3 separate regions of the Mus musculus genome follow, and regions 1 and 2 are each linked to region 3. The links are chromatin loops, found by intact Hi-C in ENCODE. Cell type or tissue: heart. All regions are shown on one strand.

The links. A loop is a pair of places that touch in the nucleus more often than their neighbours do. Peaks named below come from ENCODE experiments on the same cell type or tissue, not always from the same donor. Only the 100,000 strongest peaks of a DNase experiment are listed, where the experiment ranks them.
Region 1: it touches region 3 in a loop (2.6-fold over the local background); 5 of 42 quality-filtered maps call a loop at or near these places.
Region 2: it touches region 3 in a loop (3-fold over the local background); 7 of 42 quality-filtered maps call a loop at or near these places.

What each region holds. Positions count from the first base shown.
Region 1 is chr1:77,382,618-77,390,617 of GRCm38, forward strand. It overlaps Epha4 (Eph receptor A4), which reads right to left. Exons shown (of 18, transcript NM_007936.3): 9 at 7,416-7,474; 10 at 5,856-5,969; 11 at 5,180-5,365; 12 at 906-967; 13 at 252-461. Among named protein-coding and RNA genes, the nearest start is that of Mir6352, 110 kb to the right of the region's middle. In heart, no CTCF peak of the experiment used is centred here; no DNase peak of the experiment used is centred here; H3K27me3 peaks cover 1,507 bases.
Region 2 is chr1:77,373,023-77,381,022 of GRCm38, forward strand. It overlaps Epha4 (Eph receptor A4), which reads right to left. Exons shown (of 18, transcript NM_007936.3): 14 at 7,842-7,991; 15 at 4,392-4,585; 16 at 1,749-1,904; 17 at 1-825. The coding sequence ends at 711. Among named protein-coding and RNA genes, the nearest start is that of Mir6352, 120 kb to the right of the region's middle. In heart, no CTCF peak of the experiment used is centred here; no DNase peak of the experiment used is centred here; H3K27me3 peaks cover 189 bases.
Region 3 is chr1:77,510,052-77,518,051 of GRCm38, forward strand. It overlaps Epha4 (Eph receptor A4), which reads right to left and starts at 5,037. Exons shown (of 18, transcript NM_007936.3): 1 at 4,890-5,037; 2 at 1,632-1,699. The coding sequence starts at 4,980. In heart, CTCF peaks have their summits at 3,611, 4,383, 4,584 and 6,400 (motif pointing left); DNase peaks (open chromatin) are centred at 4,520, 5,100, 5,750, 6,290 and 1 weaker place; H3K4me3 peaks cover 5,064 bases; H3K27ac peaks cover 4,406 bases; H3K27me3 peaks cover 791 bases.

The DNA of each region.
Region 1 (8,000 bases), 130 kb before region 3:
GGAAAGAGAATTCATTTTGCTTGTAATTTGTGACTCTATAAAATGGTCACCCATTAGAGTTGGCTTCAAATCCTCTTTTTTTTTTTTTAAGTCATGCTTTTAAAAAAAATGAATGCAGAAATATGGAGAGGGCCTGAAGGACAAGTAAACTTAAAAAAAAAAAATTAGGAAGAGTTCCAAGCTCAAGATGACAAGAGAAGATCAGTTTCATGAGAGTGCATGCCATGCCAGAGGTGGCAAACGGTCCTTACCCTGGTAGTGTAGGCTGCTTCGGGGTCATCCTCCAGCACCCTGGACATGCCAAAGTCAGACACCTTGCAGACCAAGTTGCTGTTTACCAGGATGTTCCTGGCAGCCAGGTCTCGATGCACATAGCTCATATCAGATAAGTACTTCATCCCCGAGCCAATGCCCCGGAGCATGCCCACCAGCTGAATGACTGTAAAGCGGCCATCATTCTTCTGCAGAGGAAGAGAGTGGGAACGGTCCCATTAACATCAGGGCAAATCAATTACCACCAAGCAGTTATTCCTAGACTCTTTTTGAATATCTGTATCCGGCGAGCAATGAAACTCAGCATTATTTCCGGGCCTTTCTGAGCAAAGTCACTAATCCAACGAGTAAGAGTGTACTCAAGGAGCTGGGTTGGCTTCCTGTGATAGATGGAAATTGTCCAAGTGCAATGAATTCATGGCACAAAGAGCCCTCCGGTGTGAGAATAAATCAAATTCTACCTTCATTGCCCATGGATTATTCAATAGCCTTAAGAATCACACCAGATTCCATGTCTCTTCCTGAATCCTACTGAACAAATCTCACGAACGCAATGGAACAGAGCGTATACAAGGAATCTGCTAGTGACTGGCTACTAGTATTCCCTGGCTTCATAGAAAGTAGACACATACCCTGAGGAAAGCATCCAAGGAGCCGTTCTCCATGTACTCCGTTATGATCATTACCGGTTTACCTAGAGTTTCCAAGAGAAAAACAAAAACTCTCCGTGAGCAGTGCCGTTAATGAGATAAAAATGGGCCGCGCGGAATTTTACTGCCAAGACACCTGTCTTGTGCGATCTAATTTAATTAAAACAAGCCAAGCTTCTGCCTCAGCTGTGGGGAGCAACGAATGAAATATTCAAAGGACACATAGGCTTACATTCCATCTGGAAGGTTTAACCCTTCGGATGGCTTGTTGACAGGGCCCTTAACAAAAGTGGCCTCTGGTATCCAGGGATCACATGAATGGATAATTGCTCTCTTAAACAACGGGGGAGGGGGGAGATGATAAATGGGTAGGCCTGTTGAAAAGCCGGGGGGGGGGTTAGAATAATTCATTGATTTTTATCCCCAGAAGAGCATCTCAAGTGATGCTAAATTCTGTGGACAGAGAAAGCTGCTTCTTTAGAGAAAGTCAAGTTTTGTAGTGCTGCAGTTATACTGAATACTTCATTATTCATGAAACCTGAAGCACACACCATATAGGATCCTGCTCCCTTCTCTCGCTCTTGTCCTGGGCTCTGTGATTTCCCGTACTTTCTCACATCACACATCTGTTCTATGTGCTTCCTTTAACAACTTATCTTATAAGACAAACAAATCCTTTTTGGAGAGTTAGTTTGTTTCCATTCCCCCCCCCCTCTGGAGACAATATGAAGTTGGAGCGATAGGGAGGTGTGGAGGAGGGGACAGAATATGAGAAAATATATTGTATATATTTTAATAAATAAGTAAAATCTTAAAACTAAATAAAGTTATTTGTGAAGACAAATAACTTCATCTGAGACAGGAGCTTGAATCCATTGTTTGAGCAAAAGAGTCGGGAGGTCTATCGGGACTTGTGGGAAAAATCAGCGTCTTCCTTTTGCTTCAGCTCTTCTGTGGAACCTTCGGAAATAACCTTTCTTTAATTTCTTACAGGCAACGAATTAAATTAGGATCTGAAATTTTCTTTTCAAGAGGTACTGTTACAGGGTGGGAAAGGGGGAGTTAGCAAGCGTCGTAACCCTGCTTTTTTTGTGTCACTAAGAGAAAGTGTGGAGGGGAGAGTACAGAGCTACAGATCCCCTTGATGAAAGCAACCCCTAAGCGGATGAAAATAGTTACTTTTATTGTTCTTGCTGATTGGACTTCGTGATTTAGTCATAAAATAGGCGAGGGCTATCTTACTGCTGAAAAGCACCTTTTATTTGGAAATCAGTACATTCCCAACCCAAAGATGGAGTGCAGAAGGGAGAGGCGCTTCAGAGGCAAGAATTTAGAAGTTTTAATTTCAATGAAGTTCAATTTATTCTTGGCTGACTCTCTCTCTCTCTCTCTCTCTGTGTGTGTGTGTGTGTGTGTGTGTGTGTGTGTGTGTGTGTCAAGCACTTTAAACTAGAGAATGACGCCATTCAGACTTCCAGCGAGGAACAGAAGTCAGAACTACACAAGGCCACTAAGAATGGCTCTGGCCTTGCTGAAAGGGGTCCTCCGGTGCTCCCTTCTCGCCTTGCTCAGTTCCATCCACGTAGGAAGGGCCCCATTCTCAGCACATTTGCCCTCCCCAAGTCCTGGGCCTCAACAAAACCACCTGCGTGAATCTTAGTCATCCTGCCTCCATCAAAAGATACTTTGTCAACTAATGAGGAAAAGTCTGCTCTCTCGGCCAAGCGCTAACACCTAATTCCATTTTACCTGTTCCCTCTGGAGCTTTCCAGAAGAGAAGATCCAAGAGTGGGGAAAGGGAAAAATTTATGGTGTCCCCCCCCCCCAACACTTCGCACCCCTCCCCCTCCCTTCCCTGGAATCTAGATAGTTTCTCCAGGGAGCTGGTTGGTCATGAGACAACACGCTTTGATGGGACCCTTTCACCCTCACAGCTCCCTAGCCTGTCTCCTCCCATTCTATTCAAGTTTCCTGTATTCTCTAGTCTGTTGTACCCCACAAGCTCCTTCTTCGGAGTTGGAGAGGACAGAAGAAAAACAAGGGATGTCTTAGGGGTGCTGTGAGAAAGGGTAAATATCACTGGGTTATTCTTGCCTAGCTCTACAAAGGTAAGAACAATCCGTCAGGAGTGGGTTTGGGATGGAGATGGCTGCTTCCCTCCAAGAGGCAGGGATTCCGAGGGGAGGGGACAGAAGGGGAGGAGACCCCAACAACTTCTCTGGTGGAAATTTTTAAATCATTTTAATTCAGTGACAACTGCATTATGCAAATGAACCCAGTCGTTTGTAACAGTTACAGCTGTAATAGCTACGGGTTTTTAAAGGCGCGGTGGGACTTTAACACAAAGATCCCCTGTTTCTTCTCTCTTCCGCAGAGGTGCTAGGAAAATCACTGTCTGCTGCAGGAAAAACACGGGGAGTAGAACAGAGCCCCCTTTTCTAGAAAAGGGACCTGCAGAAGTATTTAAAGGGAATGTTATCTTTTAATTAAAGTAGTGAAGGGCTTGGGCAGCTTCGAAGGCCACAGGCAACAGAAAAATATCCTGTCTGTAAAACCAATCTTAAAAAGCAAATAGAACTATTCTATGCTAATTATAACCTTCACCTGAGGTAGAAATTATATGTCCTTAGCATCAAATTTCCCTTTTTGAAGAATTCTCAATGTGAGGAGAGATGCACTCCTTCAGACATAATAACACCCGTTAACACTTAAAGAGGTGTGTGTGTGTGTGTATAATTTGCCATTGTGCAATACAAACTACTTTAAATATTTTATTTCCTTCCCTAAATATCTTTGCAAGGCAAGCTTTATTTATCTCCATTTTTATAGATGAGAACAGTAAAACAAAAGACTGACCAACCCATCAAAGCCACCACCAGCTTCTGATAACAGCTGTCAGCAAACACTTCATCATAAGGTCAGTTACTCTCCAAATGGATCAGGGACCCATGTTAGCCTCCCCTTTACTGAGTCCTTCATAGGAAGGAAAACCCAGGTGGCTCTCCCCATCCCCACCCAACATTCAAACTGCTTTTAGAGGAGACCCAGGGAACTTTTAAAAGCTAAGAGAACACATCTACTTAAAACTATTTCCTTAGAATACAGGGGAGGGCATGTATGCCACAAGGAACTTGTCCTAAAGTCAAAGGACAATCTTTAGGAGTAAAGTTCTCTCCTTCCAGCCAAGCAGGTTCCTAAGACTGAACTCAGGCCATCAAGCTTGGCAGCAAGCACATTTACATGCTGAGGCATCTTGCTGCCCCCCACCCCACCCCCAAGCATTATTAGAAGATTCCAATGGAGGCGTATTTGTTTAAAGTAACCTTCTGGTTTCTTCATCCTAAAGATCGGATACTTTTAGCTCCCTACAAATGTAACCCATTCCCCCCCTCCCTGTGTCTCATCAACTGAAGCAGCCATCCTGACCCTCAGCACTTGTTGATTGACAAGCTTTTCACAGACACCTTAAATCAAGTAAGAGCCGCCTTGGCTTCATTGAAGACAGAGCCCCAGGCTTACAAGGTCCTTGACTTGTACAAACTGTCGTTAGGTACCAGGGTTCCTGGACCAGAGCCACCTTAAACACACCCTGCTTCAGTGCCCCATCCATGTGGCGTTTTATAAGTCTTAGCCAGCCTTACAGATGTACACAGGGGTTGCTTCACAAAACGAGTCTGTTGAGCTGTGTCGTATTTTTTAACTGAAGCGTGGTTCACAAGCTCAGTGAATGCTAATGGACTAAAAAAGGAAGGTTCAACCAGGTGTTACTGTAAATAGGTGCTGAATGGCAACAGCCATAAATCAGGCAGAGCAGACAAGCGAATCCCTCAATATAATAAAGATTCCCAAGTTTCCCTCGCTGCATCTGGAACCCAAGCTTCCAATACAAGGTGTGGCGAGCTTTTGTTTTGCTTTATATAAAACTGATTTTGTTTACCATCTGCTCGTGCCCACCCTGTGACAATCAGTTTGGTCTAGCAAAGATCTGAAAGATGGTATGGTGTACCCAAAACTCTGCAATATTAATTTCCCCCAAATTTCACAGAAGTTGCCTTGGAGACAGGGCATCAGCTGCAGTCATAGACCCATTTAGAGCTGACTGAAAGATTAATGACTTGTCCTGCACTGATTTCCTCTTATTAGTAATCAGTAGGCCTGTCCCATCTGTCATTTCCCTAGAAAGAAAATGTGTATTTAATCTCCCTGTTAACTCTCAACTTAGCTTCCTGGAGGGGGGAGTGGGGGGGCACACGTACATTTGGTGACAACGCCTTCCAGGTGGATTATGTTTGGGTGGTCAAACTGTCCCATGATGCTGGCCTCACTCAGGAAGTCTCTCCTCTGCTTGTCAGTATAGCCAGCTTTCAGAGTCTTGATGGCCACACAGATCTCTCTCTTGCCGGGCACTTTGAGACGCCCACTGCAGACCTCTCCAAATTCACCTGTGGGAGAAGGGTTCGAGATGCATCAGGAATGCATTGAGGACAAGATAACCTTCATCGTATGCTTATTATAGGACAGGTGCCTAGCTAGGGCACCACAGTGACGATTTCATTTAGTCCTTCCCAAAGCCTAGTAGAAGGCTGTTCTTAGAGGCTCCATTTTATCACAGGAAACTCAAGCTTACGGTAAAGCTCACCAAAGTCTCCCAGCTTTCGAGAATTAGAGCATTCTGAATCTACCTAGTCTGGCTACAGATCTCACGTGCTCCTTTATTTTATCCCCATTTTTCCTGAGATTAAAATACACATTTGCACCAAAGTTCCTTACAGAACATTGCATTTATACTCTGATTAAGGAAATCTCCGTGAATACTATTTATGCATATAGACGTACGTGCAATACACTCGTACATGTGAATGTAATTGTTTAATTTACATATACGTTTTACATTTACAAAGGAAGCTATCAGATGCACACTCAGACACTTACCAACTCCTATGACCTTTTCAATTTTAATGCAGGATGCATCGATTTCTTTGGCAAATTCTCGAACTGCCTGGTTGGGGTCTTCGTATGTAAAGGGATCCACATAAGTTCTAACACCTAAGAAATGAACATGGGGTATAAAGTGACTGGATAAAGGCAACATGAATAAACCTAAAGGGTCGAGCTCTTAAAAAAAAATCCCTTTGCATAGCAAAAGCTGGGTTAACTCTATGGCCGTTGACATATGAAAATGTTTAAATGCTTGCTCTGTTTTTCATTAGTGGGTAAACAAAGAATTTGCTAGCTGCTCAAGACACCGCAGCTCTACTGACTTCCTGGAATGTCCTCACACTTCAAGGATAAGAGTTTAAAAACAACTTGTCCCTGGAGGAAAAGCGAATCTCTTATCAAAAAATTTGGAATGAGTTGACAGGCTCCTTTCTCCCAACCAGTGGCTTCTAGCTTCATTGTCCTAACATAAAGTCATACATTCCATAGCCATCGTTTCAAATGCTGTCCCTCATCAAAGACAATAAATAGGCACTCTCAGTTCCCACAGGCCCTGTCTACAGGGTGTCACATCTCCCCCATAGCTAGACCAACTAAGTACATGATCAGTAAGGAACAGACTTAGATTAAACCTAGATTGATAATGCATGGGAGGAATACTGGCCACTGGTTGATTTGAGAATAAAGACTCCACCTCCACTTGCATTCTGTTTTACAGAGCAGGTTCAGCTGGAGGTAGAGCTTCAGTCTAGCTGAATGTTGCAGATACTATGGGTACAATTCAGTCACACATCACACCCACAGACAAGTTGGAAATGTGAGCTCTGAGGCAGCTGATGACATACACTGAGAGCTTCCTTTGGCATTTGCACTGGGGACTTGAGGATGCGCAATGCCAGCTGACCAAATCTCCGTGATTGCCCAAATGTGTCCATCTTTTTCCCTTTCTTCTCCTCAGTCATTATGAAGAAACTGAGTAGGCTACAGTTCTCTCACATGACACTATCTTGTCATCTCAGAAAGTCCCGTGCGAACCACTGCTAGGTCATCTGGTTTTCTTTAAGTGTTTGGAACTTCTTAAATCAATGTCTTTGGTCAGAGCCTATTTGTAAGCTCACCATCTAGAATTCACTAGCAAATTCTTGATGGCTGTCATCCCAGCAACACAGACTACCATCACATAACCTGTTCTTTTACCATCCCACCCCTCCCCCAGTTTTTCATTCATGAGAATAAACTATTAACCCGGCACGTCTTGCTGCCCAGCTCCAGACGTGAAGCAGCTAAAGGAACACTTTTCCACAGCAGAAGAGGAAATGTGCAGACTCTATAGAACTTCCTGCCTTTAACCTCACGTTGCACAGTTTGGAATCACCAATTGCACCTTGACAGCCTTGACGAATGTTATTTGGATAAGGAATGCATTATATAAATATTCACAGGCATATTAACCAACACTTCTAAATTAGATAACACAAAGCATGCTCTAAAAATGAAATTACTTTTGGAATCAATTGGTTTTTTTTTTTTGTTTTTTGTTTTTTGTTTTAATACCTTGATTCAAATGTTTCTCTTCATCTGCTTCTTGTTTCGCTTTGCTGTACTTACTCCGTCTATTAAAATTTAAAAAGAAAAGGAAAATGATTTCCAATACAACATCTGTAATGAAAAATTATTCCCGGCCACAACACAAGTTGGGTGGATAGGCAGTGCACATGTTACACATAGGGAAACTGAGGCTTAGAGAAAGGTAAAATAATAAAGATAATAATGTAATCTCTGTTGAGTCGGGGTGAAGAGCTGAAGCCATCAGAGCCCAGAATCTCTGATTGCTTATTTTTCCCACCTTCCTTCCTTCCTTCCTTCCTTCCTTCCTTCCTTCCTTCCTTCCTTCCTCCCTCCCTCCCTCTCTCTCTCTTTCTTTTTCTCTTTTTTTCCTTCTTCCTTGTATATAAGAGCACTTGTGTGGGCCTGTACACATGGCTGTGGCATTCAGAGGACAATTTTGGACAGTTGATCCCCTCATTCTACCTTCATATGGCTTTTAGAGATTAAACTCAAGTGCTTTTTCATTCTGAGCCATCTTGCTGGCCCTGTACACACATTCTTAATTAAAGTGAGTTTCATTAGTGAGATGGC
Region 2 (8,000 bases), 140 kb before region 3:
GCATTCTCAAAGAAGACTTTATATGGCACAGCCTCAGCCCCAAAGAGACCTCATTTGTCCAGTTAGGGTTAATAGGTCTTGGGAGTTCGCATGTTTTAAAAATCCATTTTCTTTTCTTTCTAACCCCCCCTATGTCATAAAAATCCACCAGGTGTCCTGGCCATTGAAGAGGCAGCATGAATGGGCCAAGTGGCTTTCACCTGGATTTTCTTCTGTGGTATAAACCGAGCCCTGAAAGCCACCATTGAGTCCTTTAACAGTGCTCCTGGGCACAGCAGGTCTTCTTTCTGGTAAGGAGTGATGACTGTTATTAATGCCACAGATGAAATCCTTCCCTTGAAATTCCAGACAGAGAAAGGATTAGGGTGACTTGAAAAGCCTCTGACGGGAAATACAGCATCGAAACTCAGAGGCAGAGTTTTATTTATATAAGTACATGTATTTTACACACCAGCGATGGACAGAGTTCTTCTGAGAAATTACTGGCTCCAGGTTTAATTCTGATGATCAAGGTCATTCATTATAAGCCCCATGGTTTCAGCAATCTCTTACACCAAGCAACGCTGCAGATATTTTTGTTTTTGTTTTTTGTTTGTTTGTTTTCCTTTAATTTCAGAGGGCGAAGACAAAGTAAAAAAAGTGCAGTTCTTCAATTAAAGTGCATGGATGAGGTAAACTATTCGAGAGTTTTGAGTCTATTCGGTACTGGCTCAGACAGGAACCATCCTGCCATGCATCTGCTGCATCTGGGTTCGCATCGCCTGGACGCTGCTCAAAATCTTATTCTGGTGCGTGATGGCGGTGATGCCAATTCTCGCCAGGTCGCTGCAGGTGGGGCCGAGAGAAGGGGAGAGAAAGTCATGAGGGGTACGGAGAACCTCCTCCTCAAGGTTTCATGCAGACACACATTTGAATCTGCCACAATTAGTACAGTACAAGGCAGGTGTATACATGTCTCATTCAGACATCCAATACAACAATGCAGGTACTATATAAAGGTCGTGTAAAATTATACTCAACCAAAATGAGAGGCATTCCATGTAGTGGGTTTGGCCTAATGTTGTTTGTATTGTAATGTTAATTTGGGTCCCCCCCCCGTCCCCCCCCCCCCCCCCCGCCCAAATTGTTTACAGGAGAGAGCCCACACATATGCACATAACACACTGAGGGAACCCGCCCCCAGTTGGTTCTGATTGGCTAATAAAGATACGGGCAGCCAATGGCTGGACAGGGCAGAGGCTGAGGTATTTAGGATTCCTGGGCTTGGGACTGGAGGGGATTGAGAAAGAGATCCGCCTCCCTGAGAGAGAGTGGCCCAGAGCACCACCCAGTTGAGCACCCTCTGGGCCCAGAACAGCCAAGATAAAACACAAAATTTAGTAAGTTGTAACTCAGAATTATCAGTGAGAGGTAGATTCTCTCAGTAGTGGAGGTCAGGCAATAGCCCAGCTATTATGCTGATTAGGACATATCAAAATCTAAAGGCTATCTATGTGTCTGTCTTTCATTCAGGAATGTTAAACATTGAGGCTGGTGGTGAACCCGCCGCCGAGATTTATTTATTAATTTTTAATACAACAATTCCAGGTTTCTTCTCTCTCTCTCTCTCTCTCTCTCTCTCTCTCTCTCTCTCTCTCTCTCTCTCTCTCTCTTTAATGAGTAGGGAATGAGTATGAAGCTCAAAGCACAACAGGCAAATACTATGAAATCTCGATTTACCCTTTGGTGTTACATCGCTGAGTACTTACTCCTGGCTCATGTGAACCACGGCTTCTAGTGTCGTGTACCCGGCGGCCGTGAAGTTGTCCTTATACCGGTCCATTTTGATGGCCTGCAGCCAGTCGCCCACTGATACTACAGCAGAGAATTCAGGGGAGCTGGGATCTAACAAGGCTGTGTTTGGTCTGAAAAGAGAATGAGAATCAGACAGGCCAGGGTAACAGAGGGCCAAACTTTTAAATGGAATAGATGTCATTCAAAATTAACACGTGCTTTTCTTTTCTTTTTTTCTTTTTTTTTTTCTTTTTTTTTTTTTTTTTTTGGTCTTCACAGCCCTCACTTTAGGTGTGCAACTCAGGGAACTGAGACTCATAGCAGGTCCCTGATCATCCTAACTTGGTAGAGAATGAGGGAGGTAGAGAAAGCCTGTGCTTGTACAGTCTTTGGAGAAAGAATCCATTTTCCATCAGGATTGTATACCACAGACATTAGTTCAGCAACCATGGACAACTCAGTGAATCAAAGGGAGAAGACTTGGGAGCTTGCTAGCTGACAGGCGTGATGGAAGCTGAGCGAGCAGAGAGAGTTCCGGTCCAGCATGCTCTAAGCTAGGTGTGCGAGACATGCTCTGTGTGCCTCCCCACAAAGCCAGGACAGGGGGAGGCAATCCATTCCTGAAGCAACCTAGGCCCAACTAGCACATGCAAAGACCAGGGGGTGGAAAAATGGCACTGTGATTGCTCTATGGATTTGGGTATAAGCTCCTCAAATTCCTCTGCTAACTATTCCAATAAAGTCAAAGCACTTCTTAACTTTGTTATTAATTTGTTCATTCTTAAGCCAGGAATTTACTGTCAGATCAATAGTGACTGGTCTCAGGCATTCTGCCTTTCCTCATGATGGAGCTCCATGAAGAATCTCCCATCCATCAAAGTCTTTAGGAGACTTAAGAGTCGTCATTACCTCTCTACTGAATGGCCACAGGCTAGCCCTTCAAAGAGACATTTTATAACATATCTATTGTAATTTCCTGCACAGAAAAAAGGTGCTCTTAAGTTTCCCTTTCCCCTTAAAACCATAGAAATTCTGTGTCTGATTTTAACATTTTAGCCTAAATCTATGATTGTGCACAGTTAGGTTGGAATAATGTCTTCAAATTAGGACAAAAAATTTTTTTTCTTATGAAAAAAAAAAAAAACAGAAGAAAGTTATTGTGATGTCTTGATTTGTTTTTTTTATACAGAATCAATCCAATCCTTGAAAAGCTTTCATGTTTGATCTAAATTATTTTCATTTGTATTATCTTCCTTTTACATGAATACTTTGACAAAAACTAATTTTACAGCAATCAGTTTTGTGTTTCAATAACTTGTCTCTCTGACCTTCCTCTTGTATCTGTCAGTTCAGTTGTCTCTGAGTGAGATTCAGCAACTGTTTACAAGGTCGAATTCTCCTAATTTTGAGTTAATAACATTACCACATAGAATTTTATATCTGTCATTAAGTGGGGGGGGGGGGAGAGGTAGCACCACAGCATTTGTTGTTAAACAAAAGTCAAATCATTTATTAGTAATTTCAGCCTAGGCATGTCATGAACAGGGTTCCAACTGACTGACAAGGTCAGAAAACCTCAAGGTGAAAATATCTCCCCTGGGTGTCAGTTAGTCACTGCCTGGCTTGTTCTGAAGTCTCCGTTCTCTTTGGAGAATAGCACAGTTGCCTAATTTTGTGCTAAGTCATGTCCCGTATTCTATTATATCCTATTATCATCAATAATGACAGGCATTATTTAAGTACTATTATCAAGAAAAAGTTCAAAACTGAAAAAAATATATGCTGTGACTCAACCTGTTCTATTCCTTGGTACAAGACAGGCATTATGCAGTACTAGTGGCAGAAGAGCTTTTCATATCGATCTAAATGCTAAGAAAAGTGCCAAATACCAAAAGAAAGAAAGAAAGAGAGAAAGAAAGAAAGAAAGAAAGAAAGAAAAAAAGAAAAAAGGAAAAAGAAAAAAAATAAAAAGACCTTAAAAATATCTCTGCCCTGCTTCTCCCCACAAAAGGACACAGATGAAGGCAAGAAAGTAGGGAACATTCACCCTGGGAACTGAAAAAAAAAAACTGTTAGACCTGGAAAGAAGGCTTGGGGGCCATTTTAATCTTTCCAAGAATAGGGCAAAAAGATAGCCTCCACATGTTAGAAGATGTCCTTCTTCAAATAATAAAGTTATCCACGGTCCCAGCTAAGATGTAGAGTTTAGCCACATTTAGTGTTATTCCAGAGATTGATGCTCACTCAAAGCAAGCCCAAGTCTTATCATTTTTGACATAACAGTCTAAACAACAGGCCTTTCTACCCTGATCTACACCAGATGAGTCTTGTGTCTAGGTGTTGTCCTGAATCTGTTGACAGGAAATCCTATTCTTTTAAGGAAACTTCCTGGTGAATCATGGCTCTGGGACCTTTCCTTTTTTTTTTTTTTTCTTTTTTTTTTTTTTATTTCACAGACCAATCAGCTTCTTCAGGCTCAGAGTAATTGAAGAAGTTACCCAGGTTGCAGAGCTCAGAGGTAGCCTGTGACTTTGCAAAGCAGGAATCAGGATGCACTGCTCTTGCCTGTCACAAATGATGCGGTCCCTCATACATCATTACTAGTAACCATGACAAACCTGGAACTCTCCGACCCTGTCCTCTTCAGGCTGTTGGGATTGCGGATGAGTTTGTCCAGCATGTTGACGATCTGCCCAAATTTAGGCCTGTCACTTCTCTCTTTCTGCCAGCAGTCCAGCATTAACTGATGGAGGGCAATGGGGCAGTCCATTGGAGGGGGTAGCCGGTACCCTTCCTCGATGGCTTTGATCACCTAGAGAAGACAAAAGGACACTGTGGTGAGCTGCCAGCAGGCTAAGCGTGGGCACAGCTCCAACTCCTTTACAGAAGCCAAAGCTAGGTATTGCTGGCAACGGGGGAGAAAAGCCAGCTGTTAAATGGAAGTGATGCCAATCTCAAACTCGAACGAAAGATGCATTGATATTCCAAAGTGATTAGGACCCAATTAGATCACAGCATGGTGTCGGAGCTTTGGTGACAGCCCTCCAACATCACAGGGTCCTGTCTGCACTCCACCATTCAGCTTCGGCACATCTACACACTCCAGTGAAAGCCACCAGTGCCAGGCATCCTTGAGGAAGTAATTCCAAATTGGAAGTCCCTAGGCATCATTTCAGCCCTGTGTAACCTCACTCAGTAGCTACTGTATCAGCATCAGTGCCTAGTCATTTTCTCTATAGGAGATCTGCACTCTTATGCATCAACTGGGTCTGTCTTGGCCACAGTCCTCTGCTGATGAACTCTATTCAAAGTGCTAATAAGTCAATTCTTGAAAATATATTCGAATCCATTCATATTATAAGGCAGATCCTGTGCATTAAAGGAAATTTCAGTGGTAGGTGTCTATTGTCTTATTGTTCAAGGCCATTTGGTGTCGTTTGTCTTCCTGCTTAATTAGATACAGGAACCATTCTTCTCTTCTAATTTAGTCCTTCTCATGTGTCTTCACAGACAGGACATTGGTTCTCTTCCAGTCTCCACCCACATCCCTCTTGTTTTCTGAGATAGGATCTAACAACGTAGTTCAGTTTGCTGGCCTCCCAATGGACATCTTCCTGCCTCAGCCACCATGCTTGGCTCATACTACCTTCACACTGACTTTTTCTATAATCCCCTCCCCACTGGGACCCGAATCCAGTATAGGTGATTTGGCAGGAAAGACTCCGGCCAACTTTAGGAGGGGGAACTCTTCACACAGAGTCTCAGGCATAATAAGCCTTGTTAATGAGCAGCCTCAGATATTGGAAGCAGTTTTGTTTGATACCTTAAGCCTTTTTATTTGTCATTTTCTTTTTCTTTGCCCCTCCCCAAATGATCGCTGCCCAGAATTCAAAGTACTGCGGCCATCCCATAACCACACTGGATCTGTCCCTCAAGGGGCTATTGACTGTTGAGAAAACTGGCCAGGGCAGAAAACAGTCAGTTCGAGTAGATCTCGATTCTAGGCATAAATTTGACGGCTGTCTTTTCAGCCAGCACATGGCTTCAGTCTAGCAATCATCATTTGATGGAGGACCACCTCCCCAAGTATTTTTCAATATTTTACTGTATCCGAATTATGTGCTTCTCCTTCTAAAAGAGATGTTTCTGCTCTACCTCCTGTAAGGTCTTTGTATTTAATTTTAATTTTGGCAAGCACATTAGGTCAGTTTGAGCCTCTTATTCCTTTTATCTTTCCAAATGCATGGTATTGACTTTGGAGTTGATGAAAGCATTCTCCGTTGATGAGGATGCAGAGAGCACTGGGCTGATGCCTGGAGAACTCACACTGGTGAGCATGCGCTCTCTGCGCTCTCCCAGGCTCCTTACCCACGCATGGCCAGCTGGAAAGATGGCTTTTAGGTTAACAAAGCATGTTTTTCAGCTCACTGCTGAATCTCTTGGGTGGGGAAACCATTTCTTTCTTTAAAAAAAAAATTACTAAGTTTTGTGTGTTTTCCCTGGTTCTGTCATTGTATTTGTCATTGCCCAGTGATGTCATTTACATTTCCTAATGATTCCCCAAATCCAGACAGACAATATATAAATGATATTATCAGTATTATTTGTGAGCAAGAAACGGCCACAAAGCCACCCAAATGCAAAGTATTGCTCTACAGAAATAAAGAAACTGTCAAAATTATGAAGTCTGAGAATAGGTAGGGCAGCAGTGTTGTTCACTTTCATAGACACACATTTATCTGGGACTCTCAATTGAAATAAAGGAAGGTTAATGACAAACAACTCATTATGTGAAGTCAAGCTCACCGTGCTCTGAGGGACTGAATCCAAACACTATTGAAAGAGAATTCTTGAAGACATCTATAAGCGATAATCCCTTTACACAATGGACTCCACAGCATTCACCCCACACACCACCCAGTCTTTATCCATCTTGTATTGACCCATCATTCTAGCTGTCATCTTCCATCCTGTCCACTTTGGATCCTCTTTTATGAATGGTAGATGCACAATGCCAGTGCTACAACTCTTTTTTAAAACTGGGTAGGCACAGCAGCTAAATCCCCGCTCGGCCACTTACATGTGAACACAAGGCCTCCCGATTGGTGTGATCCACCTTCTGCTTGTTGGAACTTGTGGTTCTAGTCAAGTCATTTGGCCCTTTAACTGTGTGGGGTTTGTAATTTCCTATTGTGTTAGGGAGATGAGGCCAATGCACAGACACCGTTCCACGTCAGAATCAAGTTTTACAAGAAAAGCTTTCCAAAATATACTTTTAAGGGCTCAGCTTGCTCAGTTTACAGCAGAGCATGACACCCTCAAAGCATCATTTTCATTGATAAGTTAAATATAACATTGTAAACTCTCTTCTATAATGTCCTACCATGAGTAAATAGTAGTAGAGTTTGGAAGTTATGGGGACTGGGGGTCACTTCATTTCTAATCCTAAAAATTTTTACCAGAATTAACTAAGTCATGTTGTAGGAAATCCCTGATCTGGGCCTCACTGTGTTGTGCATTTGTTTTTCCCTTCCTCACTGGAGATGTCTGTAATTAAATTCTATTAGCCTGGAATCTTATTAGTGTCATTATTGAATGCGTCTCTGAAATTGCATGCATCGTAGATACTCCCTCTCGAACTAGTCCAGATGGTACATTTAAAGGGATGTGCAGAATTTACAAAGGGTCATTTAGTGAAGCTTTATTTAAGAGTCCTTGAGGGCCAAGGTCTAATTACAACTATAGCAGTTTTAAAATATTCACTAGGTTTCTTTCAACAAAAAACTTTTGTGTCGATTTTACCACATGTGAAATAGGTTTCCTTACAAACTTCACATTGTTTATTTATCTATAAATTCATGAATGTACTTCTTCCCCTACACGAAACATTGGAAATAATTTAATTTTGGTCTTGAAACCAAGTCACTGATGGGTTATAATGTGGAGTGAGGTTATTAGGTATATTTACTTATATTTAAAACATTGACTTTAATGTATTATTTCAAACCCAATGCTTACTTAACCATAGGGTAATATACAACTTCCTGAAGCTCAGGGTAAAAACTCACATCTTGATTGGACATATCCCAGTACGGTCTCTCTCCATATGACATCACTTCCCACATAACGATTCCGTAGCTCCAGACATCACTGGCTGAGGTAAATTTACGATACGCAATTGCTTCTGGCGCAGTCCACCGGATAGGAATCTTGCCACCCTGTGAAAC
Region 3 (8,000 bases):
CTTGGTTTTACAGAGGCCAAGTGTGTACTTAGTGAAACAGGCTAGATTGAAAATGGTCTTAGCTGTCTCCTCTCTTCATGCTTGGGGCAGGGAGAAAGAGAAAGGAGGCTTCTACAACTCAGGCTCTCCATCCTCAGGCTCTCCATCCTCGGCTCTCCATCCTCAGCTGTGTTGGCTAGTAGTTGTCATTGTCATACACTGCAACCCAGGGAGGAAAACTCCTGGTGGAGTCTGGGAAAGCTTCCTGTGGCCCAGTGAAGGGTCCAGAGTCTAGGATCAACACTGAGTCTGACTCGGAGCAAGATAAAGCTGCATCTTTCTTCACATTCAAAGGATGAGGGCAATTGCCTGCACTCAGCACTGAATACAGCCTGTCTACACTACCAGAGGCCTGCCAATCGCTTTCCCTCTCTTAGGTTTAAAAAAAAAAATTGGTTTGGGAGACAGAATAGAATTTTTTTGTCAAAGAGCAAGCCAACAAACACAGGGCAGTCAAGTTCAGGCAAAGAGACAGGAACGCAGGGCAATCTCCATTTTATTTCTGATGAATTGCAGGGCCTGCTTTGATTTCTCAGTTTTTTTTTAATGATTATTTAATTGCCCATTCTTAGTTCTGAAACACATATTGTATAATAGTGTCTATGAATCTTTTTGATGCTTTGTTTGTTAATTCTTTCTTCAAGGGTGTGGAACACCACCCTGGGGTGCCGGCATCACAATGTTTGCCTAGCAAGACTCCTAATCTTTGCTTCTTCATTGTTTTTGATCAGTTGACTCAGTCATAAACTATCTCACATGTCAGGGTCAGATGGCTTGCTTAATATTTTCTTAAAGGATGTGAGTTATTTCAATGCGGGGCCCATCGTCAGTGATACAAGCTGTCCTGACTTCTTTCTGTAACCGATTCATTTGTGACCTGCTACTCAGGGGGAAGAAGGGAGGAGGGTGTGGCAGCCAAGCACGGAACTCTTCTGCTGGAATTGGTCATGGGGAGTTCTCCAATTTCCCTAGCTGAGATATGAAGGAGGATGCAACCCCAGTGTACTGAGACCCAGGCTCCAAATGCTTAAACTTTCAAATTGAATGCCCAGATCCTGGAGGACTCTAGATTTACAAGCCCCTGGCAGAAACCTCCTTAGCCAGCAGCTGATTTCAGATTAGGACCACAAGTTAAGGAGGCCAGCCTCCCCTCTGCTTTGGTGTGTATAATTGGAGATGTTTTCTTTCTGCTATCTTTTTTATTCTCCTTCTTCAGCTGGAAGCAGAACAATTGCTCTAAAATTAACCCCGCCAGGACTCCATGACCACCAGAGTAATAGGCATAAATTCTAATTTGGTCTCCAGATCGTATTTCTTGTCGGTATTTTAGTTTTAAATAGGCATCTAAGTCTATACTTCCACCAATCTCCTAATTTTGAAGCCCCTTTCTGCCCTTTTGGTTTCTAGCTCTTCCATGACAGAACTCTCCAAAGGGAGTATTAGATTTCTCCAACAAAGCGTAATTCACTTCATAGGCCACATCGGAAATCTGACCCCCTCACCACATCACCAAGAATCAAGCCATTAGACTCTCAGAAAGTGGCTAATCACTTTTTCCCCCCTCTTGCCTCAGAGAAGGCCTCAGAACTTACCCCTCCTTCCAGAGGGCTTGCTATCCACCCAAGCTCTCCCTGAACAGATCTGGAATCCAATAAAGTAACTGCAGAAAAAAAATATAAAAAAAAACAAAGGAAAATAGATTAATTTCCAATCGCAAAAAGCCAATAATACAAAAACCATTTGCCTGAGCGTTTCCATATGTGTTGAGGGTGCGAATAGCCAATCTGATCAAAACCGAAACTCGGGCCCACTTATGTAAATAACCACTCCTCACATGATCCTCTCCCCTCTTTAAGTCTGCAGGTTCTTATTTATTTAACTTGCTTAGCATTTAAAATTCCACCCGAGGACCCAATTGATTCAGTTTTTTCCCCCTAAAAAGGATGAATAGGGAGGTATCTCAAGCACAATTCAAACAAAACAAATCTATCAATGTAGGACAGCAACACCAGAGAGCAAAGTCTGCATTCATCTATGTCTGCTATCTACTAGATGTATTTGTTTTTGCAAGCCTCAGATGACCACATAACTCACCAGTGGTGGTGACAGACCCACAAGTGAATGCTATCGAAGGACCCGAAGGGTCAGAGAAAAGGCTCTCCCCCCTCCCCTTATGCCCCCCCTCCCCAAATAAATACAGACCCACTGTATGCACCCTCTGCTTTTTAAATATCTTGAGTTCCAGCAAGGAGGCCTGCCAGAAGGGTAAGGTTAAAATGCAAAAACGCACTGAAGCAGTCTCTTTTTTCGTAGGTCCTTTGGAGGACAAGCGAGATGAGACCTCCACCTCCAGGAAATGGCTGGTTTGAATTTTAGGTATGGAGTGCTGCCTAATGGATTTAGTATGCTTGCGCTACACCTAACATTCGGCCTCCAAGCTAGGGGGGAAGGGAGAAGACGCCTCTAGAGCTGCGGTACCCTTCTCAGGTGCCTACGACATTGAAAGAGGGGCAATGAATTCGAAACCTATCCACACTGCCTTTCCCAGCACGATCTTCAGGCTTGGGGGTCGAAAGGCCCATCTAAAAGACACCCTGTGGGTTATTAATTTGATCAGGGAGGCTGGCTCTTCAGGCTGGGGGAGGGGTGGGAATGGGAGGCCCCTGTCCTGGCGGCCCGAGTACCCCAACTCTCTGTCTCACCCCCAGGACCTGGAATTCTGCCCACCTCCTCTCATTCTATCCCTCAAATCCAGGAAGCTAAAAACCAACCCCTTTGCCCTAGCTCTCCGAAAGATCCTTATTCCTGGGGTCTATTAATTATTCTAAAATGTAGAGCCTTGCCCGGGTCGTTCCCGCCTGGAGCTGTGCTCCCTTCTCCTCCCGGACCCCAGAGAAAAGCCCGCTACATCCACTTGGATTTATGTAAGGTGGATTAGGGACACAAAGGGAACAATAAGACCCAATTTACAAAAAAAGGGAGGGAGTAGAAAGGGAGGGTAAAAGGGAGAAAAGGAAACGTGACAGGAATAAAAAGCAACAAAATGAATTAATTTTTAAGGGAAGGAGGGGCAAGGGGGTGCAGCGCCCCCCCCGCGCCCCCCCCCCGCTTTCAACATTAGCCTACGGTTCCATCGAGCGCCTTTTTTTTTTTTTTTTTTTTTGGTCTAGGGCGCCCAGTCTTGCTTCCCAAAGAAAAAAAGAGGGGAAATTAAAGGTAAAGAAAAAAAAAAAAAAAGAATCCTAACTCTAACTACCTCTAGGTCTGGGGCGAGAGAGGTCTCTGGGGACACTTAACAAGTGTGTAAAGTAAGTAGCCATAGCCAGGAGAATGCGAGGTACGCGGTTCCGCTCAGAGGAAAAGCCCCGGGAACTGCCGAGGTGCTAAATCGAAGCCACAACCCCTGGAATGTGACGGAGTAGGGGAGAGACCACTCTTCTACCCCCACTGTCCCCTCCTCCGCCCCGGCACTGCCTGTGGGCAGGTGTACGACAAGGTCCAAACCTCTGCCTGGAGAGCTCCGGGTACCCTCTGTCTAGCCAAGCCTAAGTTGGTTTTTGGCTCCCTCCTTCGGAACAGAAAAAATGATAGTGGATTGCACAGGAATAGCTAGATGGACTGATGCCTGGGGAGACGGAGGCTGGCTGGCTGGATGGATAGATAGATGGATGTACGGAGTGGGAAGAATCGATGAGACAGATGCACAGCTAATGCGCGCAGGTTGGAACACGAACACAGGCCGGAGCCCACGTTCACACACTGTGCGCACTCGCTTACCCGGCACAAAACGTCCAGGTTCCTGCAGACACCCGCGCCAGGCACACATTTGCCCTCAAACACACACACACACACACACACACACACACACACACACACACACACACACACACGAGAGGAGGGGGAGAGAGACAGACAGAGATAGAGAGACAGGGACACATAAGGACAGAAATAGACACAGAGAGTGTTCCTTTCCCCCTAGGCCCATCACAAACTAAATGGTCACCACCTCTCCCCTCACCTCGGACAGAAAAACAGACAAACAATCCTTCCAGAACGTCGCAATAGACAAACAGAAAACGGCACACGAATGGGTCCCGTCGGTCATGCCTGTCCTTCTAGACTAGTCCAGTACCCCATACTGGAGAGAGAAGCTTACAGTGGGGTATGTTTAATTCGCTGACTGGTCCCCTAGTTTTGCTGGATGAGCTAAGGATCTGGGGTAGGGGAGAGGTAGGCCTGAGATTGCAACCTCCAGGGTGCGCGGCCCGATGGAGAAAAAGGTGTCTGAGGCCCGGTGCTAGAAATCAGGTCACCGGCGCCCGACAAGCGGCGCCACCACCGCTGCGCGCTCCGGAGACCAAGCAGCCGGGTCCCGGGAAGCGCTGCGCTGGGAAAACTTTGCAAAAACCCGGGCTCGCAAGGCTTGGACAAGAGGCCGGGCGCTCTGCGCTCTACGTTTGGGTTTCCCTTCTCGCCTGTGCTGCTGATGTAGAGGACTTTGCTCACACGTTTTTTTGTTTTGTTTTCAAATCCCGGTGTATCCCCTCGGGGCGCCTTGAGCCGGCCCTGCAGGCGGATGCTGATAAACTTTGGCCTTTCGCTACAAACTTGGGCAGAGTGGCAGCTTGCATCGGTCACCCTTCTCAGTTCAGACAGCCTGATCCTCCTCAGTCCCCACTTAAGAGGATCCCCTCTGTTCGGCACTCTTCTCCGGAGTGGGAACGCGAGGCTCATGCCGCGCTCTCCACCCCCCGCCCCCCACCCTAACTGGTTCTGAGCTCCAGAAGACCATTCATCAGTGAATCACCCCCTCCGGGTCCCGGACCGCATAAGGGCTGCCGGGCTCTTACCTTCATTCGCGGGGTATACCCTAGAACCGGTGACAGCGTCGCAAATTCCAAAGAGAAACGAAAAGAGGATGAAATAGAAAATCCCAGCCATGGTTCGCCGGTGCCAACGCTGCTCCTGCCGCTTCTATCCCAGTGGAATAAATGCTTAAGTTAGGAGTGCAGCAGTCTGAAGACATTGCCAAGAGGGTGGGACCGGCCCGTGACGTACACCCGCCAGTCCAGAGCTCGTGACCAATAGCAGTGCAGAACCAGCGCCACGTCCCCACCCCCACGGTGCAGAGCCCACCCCCGAGGTCCCGCCCCCTCCAGCCTCCGCAGGGCTCAAGGTCTCCCGAGGCTGGCTTCCCAGCAGTGATGGGTCTGTGCCCCCACGAGAGGCCCCAGACCTTGTCTCGATCCTTGGGGATCGATCCCTTGGACGGCAGAGGGAACTTCGAGAGACTCCGAAAGGACGGTGGGGAAGGCCAGAAAACGTTGGCATTCCCCGCCCGGCCCCAAGTCCGGAGGTGTGCGAGGGAGAAAAGACTCCTGTTGAGATGAAATAAGTCTGAAGTTGACCTGCACCTTGGCTCTTGCCCCTTGCCGAGGTCGTCGGGTCTCTGTACTGTCCACCCCAGCTAAGGTCGGGCGCTCTCTGCTGCACGCAGCCACCCTCACTGCCAGGTTTTGTGTCTTTATGGCGTTCCTCCGTGGGAAATGCTTTGGGCTGGGGGACTTTCGTAGCTTGATAATTCCTTTCCTTCTTAGTTACCTAGCCAGGGGGACCCAGTCATCTCCCCAGCAGCAGAGCGCGGTCACTTGTCCCCAATCTTCCTAACGTTTGGAAGTGATCCCTGGCCAGGTCCGGGTGTTCACATCGACCGAGCCCACTACGGGACTATGAAGGGAGAAATCACCTCGCGACAGCCCTAGCTACCGGGAACTCACTGTGCTTTCCAGGGAGTGTCCCTGGAACCACTTCTAGCCATTCCTGGACACTTAGGTGTAGAAGGGGAAGGTTGTAAGAATGCGAGCACCTGCTGCACAGAAGGGACAGACAGAGGGTCGCAAGCTGCCTGGAGCAGCTACTGTGGCTCTGAACTCCGAAGTCTCCCCGGTACTGATGGGGACAGTCTCCCAGGGGACCAAAATGAGAGGCTCTACCCGCAGAAACTTGTCCCACAACCCCGCGTTGTTCTGGGTGCCAACCATCGACTTCCCAGGGACGCAGACACCATCCGGTCCTCCGATGCTCAGGCCACCGGGGAAGCCAATTTGAGCGCCAACCGCAGCTCAGCTAGCTACCAAGGGACCCGCCCCAGTTGAAACTGGGTGGCTGGTCCCCAGGCGTTTGAAGGGGTGGGATTCCAAAAGATCCACCTTCCGTGCTCGCCTCAAGCTGCCCCTCCTTTGGCTCCCTCCCGGGCCAGATTTTCCTCCTCCAAGTCTGGGTCTCAGCCTGAGTGGAGTTTGAGTGGAGGCACTTTGCAAACAGCAGGGGCAGAGTATCTACGTGAACCAACCGCGCCACCTGCCGGCCAGATGCGGGAGCGCGCGGACCCGGAGCAAAGCAGAACGGACAAAGACCTCAGCCAGCCAGGCAGGTTGTCCAAGCCCGGCTAGTAATTTATTTACAGATTTGGTCAGGTCCTCCCATACTACGGTACGTAAAGTCCTGTCTCAGCTTCCTCCACCTAGACTACGAAAGAAGAACTCGGAAAACGTTTCATGGAGGAACTTCACATGCAAAGGATTTCATGAGTAGCTTGTCCCCTAAAATGGGAATATGGAGTTAAAAAAATCCAAGCATCACCGCAAGGTGTGGAGCAGGTAGAAATCCGAGCGTGGCTCCAGGCGCTTTCTGGTTGTTGTCATGGAGAACGATCGCGTTTCCCGTCCAGGGCTGGAGAACTGTGCTTGCAAATTCAGACCCGGACTAATCACACCAGCAACTTTTGCAGAAGGCAAGAGTGCGCCGGTGGGCAGTAGCTGAGTCGGTTGTCCAGAGGGACAGCGGCTAAGGCTCCTGGCATTTTGACTCTGCGGTTTGGAAAAACCTATTGGAATGTCACCCACAGGGGAAGTGGATTTCCGTTATTGAAGCTACTGATTTTACATCAGTGAAGCGCGCGGGGGGGAGGGGGGATTATGCACGCAGGAATATAAGTGTGTGCATAAATTATTAAAAATAACCGCGCTAAGTCCCCTTAAGAAAAGTCTCGATTCTTTCATGTGTCTTTCTGGCTTTTACCGAAAATAAATAGATAAAGATCTAGGATCCTATAGTTTGGCACACAGATTGAGAAAGGAAAAGAGCAACCCGGATTCTTGGGAAACATTTTTAAACAATAGGTGCCACTTGTGTCTGGGCAAGCGAGTGAGTACTGTGTATTTTCTATAGTTGAAATAGAAAACTAGCTGCCCATCTCGCTGAAAGCAGCAACATTTCGAAAGCACGCATCCCATCCCATGCGCACACTGAATATTAATCATCTTTTCTGGCTACAGATGCCTGAAAAAGCAGAGCTGAAGCAAGGATACAAACAGTCTTCCCTTGCCTACCTTCCCTTTGCTTCACTTCTCAGGCCTCACCGCAGCCCAGCTTTGAGGAGAACCAAGAAACTAAAGGCTAAGTGAGGGAAAGCCTGTCTTGTAGCCTCCTCAGTGAGATCACTGGGCATCTGTCCAGTGACCCCCAAAGAGAACACTCTCCTGGCCACTGGGATGACATCTAGGCCGAGCAAATACAGTTCTTTTTTGTTTGTTTGTCTGGTTTTGGTTTTGGTGTTTTGAGACAGGGTTTATCTGTGTAGCTCTGGCTGTCCTGGGACTCACTTTGTAGACCAGGCTGGCCTCGAACTCAGAAACCCGCCAGCCTCTGCCACCCGAGTGCTGGGATTAAAGGCATGCGCCACCACGCCCAGCGCAAATACAATTCTTTAGTGCAGAAATGAAAACATAGCGCTGGCCCTGGTGACCATCAATGCAGAACTGCTCTGTGCATTGTATACTCTAAGACCCTGGGGGTTTCTAGTGTTCCCCTCTTTATAACAAGCCAGTGGAGTCACATAAACACAAGATAGCGTTAGAGTTGCAGCTACCACCCAAACCACTTGGCGCTAAAATAAAATA